2 separate regions of the Homo sapiens genome follow, and region 1 is linked to region 2. Evidence: chromatin contacts called from ENCODE Hi-C or POLR2A ChIA-PET data. All regions are on one chromosome and are shown on one strand. The core of a region is the stretch at or near the end of the contact, and the rest is flanking DNA. Distances in the headings are between cores, read along the strand shown. Region 1 holds the start of AURKAIP1 (aurora kinase A interacting protein 1). Region 2 holds the start of SKI (SKI proto-oncogene).

Evidence for each region. Hi-C counts contacts between places; a loop is a spot of excess contacts on that map. ChIA-PET counts read pairs that join two places held with the same protein, here RNA polymerase II (POLR2A). Pooled maps may share reads with other maps.
Region 1: a pooled map shows a loop between it and region 2 (12-fold over the local background). The contact joins the promoter of AURKAIP1 here to the promoter of SKI in region 2. A Hi-C loop is called at or near these places in 5 of 50 pooled maps. POLR2A ChIA-PET finds 5 or more read pairs at or near these places in 2 of 52 experiments (HEK293 and naive thymus-derived CD8-positive, alpha-beta T cell).

Annotation. Positions count from the first base shown.
Region 1 is chr1:1,373,368-1,376,904 of GRCh38, reverse strand. It overlaps AURKAIP1 (aurora kinase A interacting protein 1), which reads left to right and starts at 1,698. Exons shown (of 4, transcript NM_017900.3): 1 at 1,698-1,751; 2 at 2,115-2,200; 3 at 2,460-2,905; 4 at 3,003-3,169. The coding sequence starts at 2,149. The coding sequence ends at 3,104. RefSeq lists silencers at 1,708-1,887, 1,908-1,957 and an enhancer at 1,007-1,912.
Region 2 is chr1:2,227,058-2,230,955 of GRCh38, reverse strand. SKI (SKI proto-oncogene) reads right to left here and starts at 2,637. Exons shown (of 7, transcript NM_003036.4): 1 at 1,221-2,637. The coding sequence starts at 2,189. RefSeq lists enhancers at 1-66, 3,896-3,898 and a silencer at 2,807-3,576.

The DNA of each region.
Region 1 (3,537 bases), core at 449-2,948, 850 kb after region 2:
CTGGAGCCTATTGGGTACAGGGACCCCAACAGAGTGGTCTTCCTCACTTCACCTCCCTGAAATTACTTCCTGAGAGGGGGAAGGACACCCTGGTTCATCCTGCTCCTCAAGACTTTCTCAGACTGAAATGTCCACATCCCGTTTCTTCTACCAGTCCCTAACTCAGGGGAGGTACTTATATCTGCACGTCAATGCCTCAGAAGCCTGAAGGCCAAGGTTGCCAGCCCAGGTTATTTCTGGTTCTCTGGTTCTTCTCAACATGCTCACCTGTTCTCTGATGGATTCTTTGCATCTCCCTGGACCCCAGCCGGGTGAAGACAAACACAGGGGCACCAAGGTGAGGGCTGCTCTGGAGGCACCAGTCTGCTCATTTACGGCCAAATCCACTAGGGGAAGCTGTGCAGCAGGGGTGAAGGGCGGGCCCGCAAATAACGTTCGTAAACCTTCCTGCTTGGAGTCCCAAGTAGCCCCTCTGAGGGGTAACGTAGAGTCATCTGGGGACCTCAGTTGTAGAGGTGGGCCTGGAGCCTGAACTTTATGTCCTCACACTGGCCTATCCTACCTGTCACTCACTGCTTAGCCAGGCTGGGCCCGGCAGATGACCTGGCCTTTCCACTTCCTGCTAAGCGTCCCTGGAAGACCCTCCTGCAAGGCAAGTCTCCGAGCAGGCCCAGCAGGCTCTGCTCCACACCCCTCTCCCACCAGGCGCCCCTGCAAGTCCATGCTGGGGTCTCTATATTAGCCAACCTCACGGAGGTCAAAGGGGCCTGTCTGGAGTAGAAAGGTGAAGCTACACGTTGGCAGCGCCTACTCTGGGGAGCATCATTAGGGGCTCAGCCAAACCCAATCCACCAGAGAGGCTGCTTTTAGTTCTCAGACAAAAAGTGTGAGTCTGATTTTTATTTTATTTATTTATTTATTTTTTTGAGACAGGATCTATGTCACCCAGACTGGAGTGCAGTGGTGCGATCTCGGCTCACCGCAACCTCTGCCTCCTGGGCGCAAGCGATTCTCTTGCCTCAGCCTCCCGAGTAGCTGGGATTACAGGCGCCTGCCACCACGCTAGGCTAATTTTTGTAGTTTTAGTAGAGACGGGGTTTCACCATGTTGGCCATGCTGGTCTCGAACTCCTGACCTCAGGTGATCCACCAGCCTCGGCCTCCCAAAGTGCTGGGATTACAGGCCTGAGCCACCGCGCCCAGCCTGCGTCTTATTTTTTTTTTTTTAACCCCAGGAATGAGGAGTCGGGGAGGCCCGGTACCGCAGGCTCAGTGCTTATTCCGGGTCCTTGGTCTCTAGCAAAAACGGGGGAAATAGCTCTAGACGCTTCCGCCTTCCACGTAACTCCACTTCCGTTGCCAGATACGTCACTTCCGTAGTCTTGAGCCCGCACTTCCGTCGGCCCGTTGGGAATCCGGCCCCTGGGTGGTCCGGAAACGATTCTGGACCTGCGGGTATATCCAGGGCCCGCACCCCCTGGGATTGTGGGAAATGTAGTTTTTTGCCTCCGTAAGGGACCAGGCGGAGCTGAGGAACCGCGCGAGGACTGGGACCGTGATTCCACTAACCGGAAACCGTCGCCTTTCGGGCCCGGCGGGGCCTGAGCCAATGCAGAATCGGGGGCCGCGAGGACGCCAGCGGGCGCTGTGCGTAGGAACCGCCGGGTGGCCGCTGCCGATCGGGGCCGACTTGGGGACGGACCGGAAGTGCCCGAGGGCGGCCGCAGAACGGTCAATTTGAGCCGCGTCGAGGTCGGGCTTGGGAAGGGTCAGCGGGAGGCCTGAGGGCGCCGGGCGCTGCGGCAGGCGGGCCCGGGGTCCAGCCGAGAGGGTCCGGGCGCCAGGCAACGCGATTCGCGCGGGGGTGAACCCGGGGAGGGGGCCGGCCTCCCCGTTCTGGGACCTTTCGGTGCGTCCGAGCGCGACACCGCCCGCGTCGGGGGCTTGGGAGCCTCGGGGCGCGAGCTGTGTTGGAAGCAAAGTCCTCCTTGTGGGTTGGGGTGGCGGAGGGAGAAGGGAAGCGAGGGTCGCGGCGGGACCAGACGCCCCAGTCCCGGCCCGCCCGCGACTACTGAAGGCGCTGCCGCCTGACCTGAACGGGCACTTGTGTTCCAGCTCCCCTGGGACCTGTGGCCGCCGCCCACAGACCATGCTCCTGGGGCGCCTGACTTCCCAGCTGTTGAGGGCCGTTCCTTGGGCAGGTAGGAAGCCGCGCGGGGGCGGATGGGAGGATGCACACCTGGTTAGGAGTGCGGGTCTCAGCAGCTCCGCTGGGGCAGGGCCGGTGGCCACACACACACTCTTTCCCCTCTAAGCTTCCGATGCTCACAGAGGGAACCTCAGGGGTTCAGGCCAGGAATGAGGTGCGGGGGATCCTCGCTGGGACGAACCTGCTGCTCCTCAACCCGACGGGCCTGTGTGGTCTCGCGAGCGGTGACCGTGGCGTCTGGTTTTCTGCAGGCGGCCGCCCGCCTTGGCCCGTCTCTGGAGTGCTGGGCAGCCGGGTCTGCGGGCCCCTTTACAGCACATCGCCGGCCGGCCCAGGTAGGGCGGCCTCTCTCCCTCGCAAGGGGGCCCAGCTGGAGCTGGAGGAGATGCTGGTCCCCAGGAAGATGTCCGTCAGCCCCCTGGAGAGCTGGCTCACGGCCCGCTGCTTCCTGCCCAGACTGGATACCGGGACCGCAGGGACTGTGGCTCCACCGCAATCCTACCAGTGTCCGCCCAGCCAGATAGGGGAAGGGGCCGAGCAGGGGGATGAAGGCGTCGCGGATGCGCCTCAAATTCAGTGCAAAAACGTGCTGAAGATCCGCCGGCGGAAGATGAACCACCACAAGTACCGGAAGCTGGTGAAGAAGACGCGGTTCCTGCGGAGGAAGGTCCAGGAGGGACGCCTGAGACGCAAGCAGGTGAGTGGCCCCCTGCTTGGCCCTGGGAGGGCAAAGTGCTGAGAACACGTTTCTTTGCCACGAATTACTTGGCGGTCCCTCTCTCTGCGTCTTGCAGATCAAGTTCGAGAAAGACCTGAGGCGCATCTGGCTGAAGGCGGGGCTAAAGGAAGCCCCCGAAGGCTGGCAGACCCCCAAGATCTACCTGCGGGGCAAATGAGTCTGGCGCCGCCCTTCCCGCCCGTTGCTGCTGTGATCCGTAGTAATAAATTCTCAGAGGACTCAGCCTTTCCTGCGGGTCTGGAGCTCCATTTGCCGGGTGTGAGGTCTCTCAGGATTGAGGCTGCTGCCAGTCCCAGGTGTTGCAGAAGACCCGGGCAGCAGGGTGGCAGATTGGCCGTCCCTCTCTCTAGCTGGCTCTTGGCCGCCGTCCAGAGGGTGCTGGGCCTGTAGGAGCCCCAGCCTCGCTGTGAGCAAATGTGTGCTGTGTGCAGTTCAGGCTAGGTGCTGTGGGATCACTGTGAACAGATCCCACAGCCCCTCCCTGAGCACCACATTCCCTGGGGAGGCCGACCCGGATGGCAGAAGTACAGGGGGACAGGACTGGGGTTTAGGGAGCACCCGGAATGCACGGGGTGATTCAGGTGTATTTC
Region 2 (3,898 bases), core at 1,388-3,887:
CCGCAGCCCCCTCCGAGCAGAGGCGACAGTCCCTCGCTTCCATCCACAGCCCCTCCTCCCCACGATCTGACACTCTGCTGGAGGGGCGCCCAGAGAAAACCGGGCTGGAGCATCTATTCACAGATTTAGAAAAAAAAAGTTTGATGCAATAGCTGAATTAATTAGGCCTCCCAAGAATAGCTGAGCCAATGCAGCATTCTGTGTGTGCAATTTAATAAGCCTGGATATTTAAAAGAAAAGTTACAAATACTTGGGGAGGTACGCAACGGAAAGTTCCTGAGGACCCCACTGAGTAATTTCGGCACCTCGTGGCCTGGGAGCTGCCCATGCCGGATCCCATAGATCCTCCAACTGGCAAACAACAAAGCCAGGCCAGCAGCCTCCCTCTCCGGCGCACCCCTCTGCGTTTCAGAGGGAGAGAAGGAAATGGGTGAGTCCAAAGCAAATCGCAGGCCGCCAGTAACTCCAGCACGCGGGCCCAGGAGCCTGCTGACCAGGCCCCTCAGCCGGGTGCCAAATGGCCCTCACCCCACACGGCGGACTCTGGGATTTGGTCCCTGGCAGGCCCAGGGAGACCAACCAGCACAGTGCTGGAGCCGCCAAGTCTCGGGCCCCTGCCACTGAAGCCTGGACACCTGGCTTCATTTTGTGTCTGTGTCCCAAAACTTCAAGGCACCAAACAGGGAGCGGGAGCCAGTAACAAAACCAGGCCTCGCCTCACCCAAGCTCTGTCTCCTGGGGCCCAAAGGCAGGCAGCCCTCCGTCTTCGAGGCTGGGTGCCTTCGGGGCGAGGACAGCCACCTTCACCCCAACCCCAAGAAAGACCTGGGCCTGAGGCATCCGGGCCGTGGCCCAGCTGGACCTAACTTCCCTGACCTGGGGCAGGCCGCTTTCTCGGGAGCATGAGGCCTGTGCCTTCCTATCTGGGCAATGCCTGTGGGCCTGCGGGCCTTCCCCACACACCAGGCCTGGCCCCCCACCCCACCGCCACAGCCCGCACTCCAGGCTCGTCCTGGGGAACGGGCAGGAGGGCCTTCCTACCAAACTCTCTGGCCCTGCCAGTCGGAACACTCTGAATTTCCCTAAAACAAAGCGAAGACTGGAGACATGGGGCACGGCAGAAGCACAGGTCCCAGCCTTCGGAGACCAGAGCCTGTAGTCCAGAAGGGGCCCCCACCCCAAGCGCATCCTCCCCAGCTCCCAGGCCTGGGGCCACTCACCCGGGGCACCCGCCGCTTGTACTTGTTGCCATAGTCGAATTTCTCCTTCACGTCGTCCAGGCAGCGGCCGAGGCGCGCCTGCTCCTCCTTGCCCGTGTAATCCTGGCTCAGCAGGATGTAGGCCCGCCAGTTGGCCGAGTCGAAGCCCCAGTGGCAGGTCCGGTTCTCCAGGGCCTTGTGCGAGTGCACCACGAACTTGTGCGGCGGGTACATGAGGCGGCAGTCCAGGCACTGGATGCAGGCGGCGCTCGGGCTGCTGTAGAGCTCGGGCACCAGCAGCCCCTTACACTTGCCGAAGCACTCGTGGTACACGCGGACGCTGCGCTCGCTGAGCTCCAGGCCCAGCGCCAGGCTGGCGGCCAGCTCCTTCTTGCAGGGCGGCGGGTAGGCGCCGCCGTAGAGCAGCGCGTTGCACAGGCGCTCGGCGTCCGTCTTGGTGATGAGCCCGCACGAGGGCGCCGAGAAGGGCAGGATGCCCATGACTTTGAGGATCTCCAGCTGGTCGGCCGTGCAGCGCGAGCAGTAGATGTGGAGCTCGTCGCACACCGCGTTGATCTGCTGCAGCGAGAAGTCGCGCAGCACCGAGTTGAGAATCTGCGGCAGACACAGGCGCTTCTCGCCTCCCACCACGAAGCACGAGATGGTCTCGCCTTCCAGTACGGTCTCGCAGCGCTCGGTGGAGCGGTCGGACGGCATGAAGAAGGGCCCGGGCAGCACGGGCGGCGGCGGCTGGATGGCGGGCAGGTGCAGCACGGGCGGCGGCTCGGTGGCTGCGGGCACCGGCGCCGGCACCGCGGCCGCGCCCGCCTCCTTGGCGCTCTCCTTCTTGTAGGCCTCCTGCGCCCAGCGCGCCGAGAAAGCGGCCGGGCCGCCCAGCGAGCTCATGGAGCTCAGGTGGAACTGCTCCAGCGTCTTCTGCAGCCCCGGGTGCGGCTGGAAACAGCCGCGGCCGCCTGCCGCCGCCTCCATGGTGCGCTCCGGCTCCCCCGGCCGCTCCCGCTCCCGCGCGCCCGGGCCCCCCCGGCCCCCGCCGCCGCCCCGCGCGCCCCGGCGGCGCCCGCGGCCCCGACCCCGGCCGCCCCCCGCCGCCGGCTCACGGCCGATCACGGCCGCGGCCTCGCCCGGGGGCGCGAAGGGGAAGGCGGGCGGGGCGAAGGGGTCCCGCCGCTGGAGCCCGCCGCCGCCCGGGCCCGGCGCCACATCCACGCGCCCCGCGCCGCGCCCGCCGCCGCCCGGGCCCCCCGCGCGTCCCCCGCGCGCCCCCCGGGCTCTAGGCGCGGGGCATGCCCCGGCGCGCGCCGCCAACGCCAACGCCAACGCTCGCGGGCCCGGGGCTCGCGGGGGGCGCGCGGGCAGGTGCCGGCGCCGCGAGGCGCGAATCGCCGCGGCGGCCGAGGCCGAGGGGCCCGGGAGGAGCGGGGGCGCGGGCGCGGGGCCCGCCGGGCCGTCCTCGCGCGGCGCGCCGCCGCCGCCCCGCTCCTCCCACCGCGAGGCGCCCGCCCGGCTCGTCCCGGCGGCGCTGGCCGGCCGCGTCGCGCCCGCCGCCGGCCCCCGGCCCGCCCGCCCGCCGGCTCCGCGGCCCGCCCGCCCGGCTTCCGGGGCGGCGGAGGCGCCTCTCGCCCGCGGCCCTCAGAGCGCGGCGGCGGCGCGGGGCTCGGGGCGCTCGGCGCACATCCTCCCGGCGGCTCGCTCCGGCTCGGACTGAGCGCCCGGCGCTGAGCTCACGCCGCCGCCGCGCCGCCCCGCCCCGCGCCGCCCGCTCCGCCCCGCGCCGGCCCCGCCCCCCGCGCTGTTTGTTGCCGTGCGTCCGCCTCAGCCCTAGCGCTGGCCAAGAATGTGACCCGCTCCCCAGCCGGGCTCTTCCAGGAACGCGCGCTCCCCGCCCGGACTCGGCCGCGCTCGGCTCCGCTCGCCCGGGACTCGGCCACGCTCGGACCCGCCCTGCCATGACTCGGCTCCGCTCGGCCGGGACTCGGCTACGCTCGGCCATGCTCGACTCCGCTCGGCCCCGCTCGGCCCCGCCCGCCGAGGGCCGCTGGGCGCGGGCGGAGGCGGAGGCGGCGGTGGCGCCCGGGGCCCCCCTTCCGGCCGAGGCCGCTTCCTGCGCCGCTGGGAAGGCGCCCGTCTCGCCGCCGTCGGGGCCCAGAAACCCACAGGCCCCCGCCACGACCGCAAACCAGCTGGGGGCGGCCGGGGGGCCACGCCACGCACCCGGGGTTCTCCCAGGGTGGGACACCACACAGCGGGGAGGCCCCGGACGCCTCTGGGGTCCCACACACTACCGGGACGCCACACGGTGACCTGGGGTCCCACACACGAGGGGGACAGCGGCCACGCCCAGGGACCCTGCGCCGAGACGGGCACCGCGTCGCGTGACCCTGGCGGCGCAGCCCGGCGGCCCCCGCTGCGCCGTGGCCGGTGGCTCGGTGGCCGAGTGTCCGCGGCTCCCGGCCGCGCCGGCCCCGCCCCGCCCGCCGGCCCCTGGCGGAGTGTCCCTGCTGCGCGGGCCGGGGGCTTCGGGCCTGGGAGGGGCGGCGCCCGGTGCCCCAGACGCAGCCGGTCTGCCAGCCACTCCTGCCAGGTGGCTTATCAGGACTTCGGCCCCGCGGGGCCCGGCGTTCGGGCCGGCGAGACCCCTGACCTCCGCCCCGGGGCCGTGGAGCGCTGAGACGTCTTTC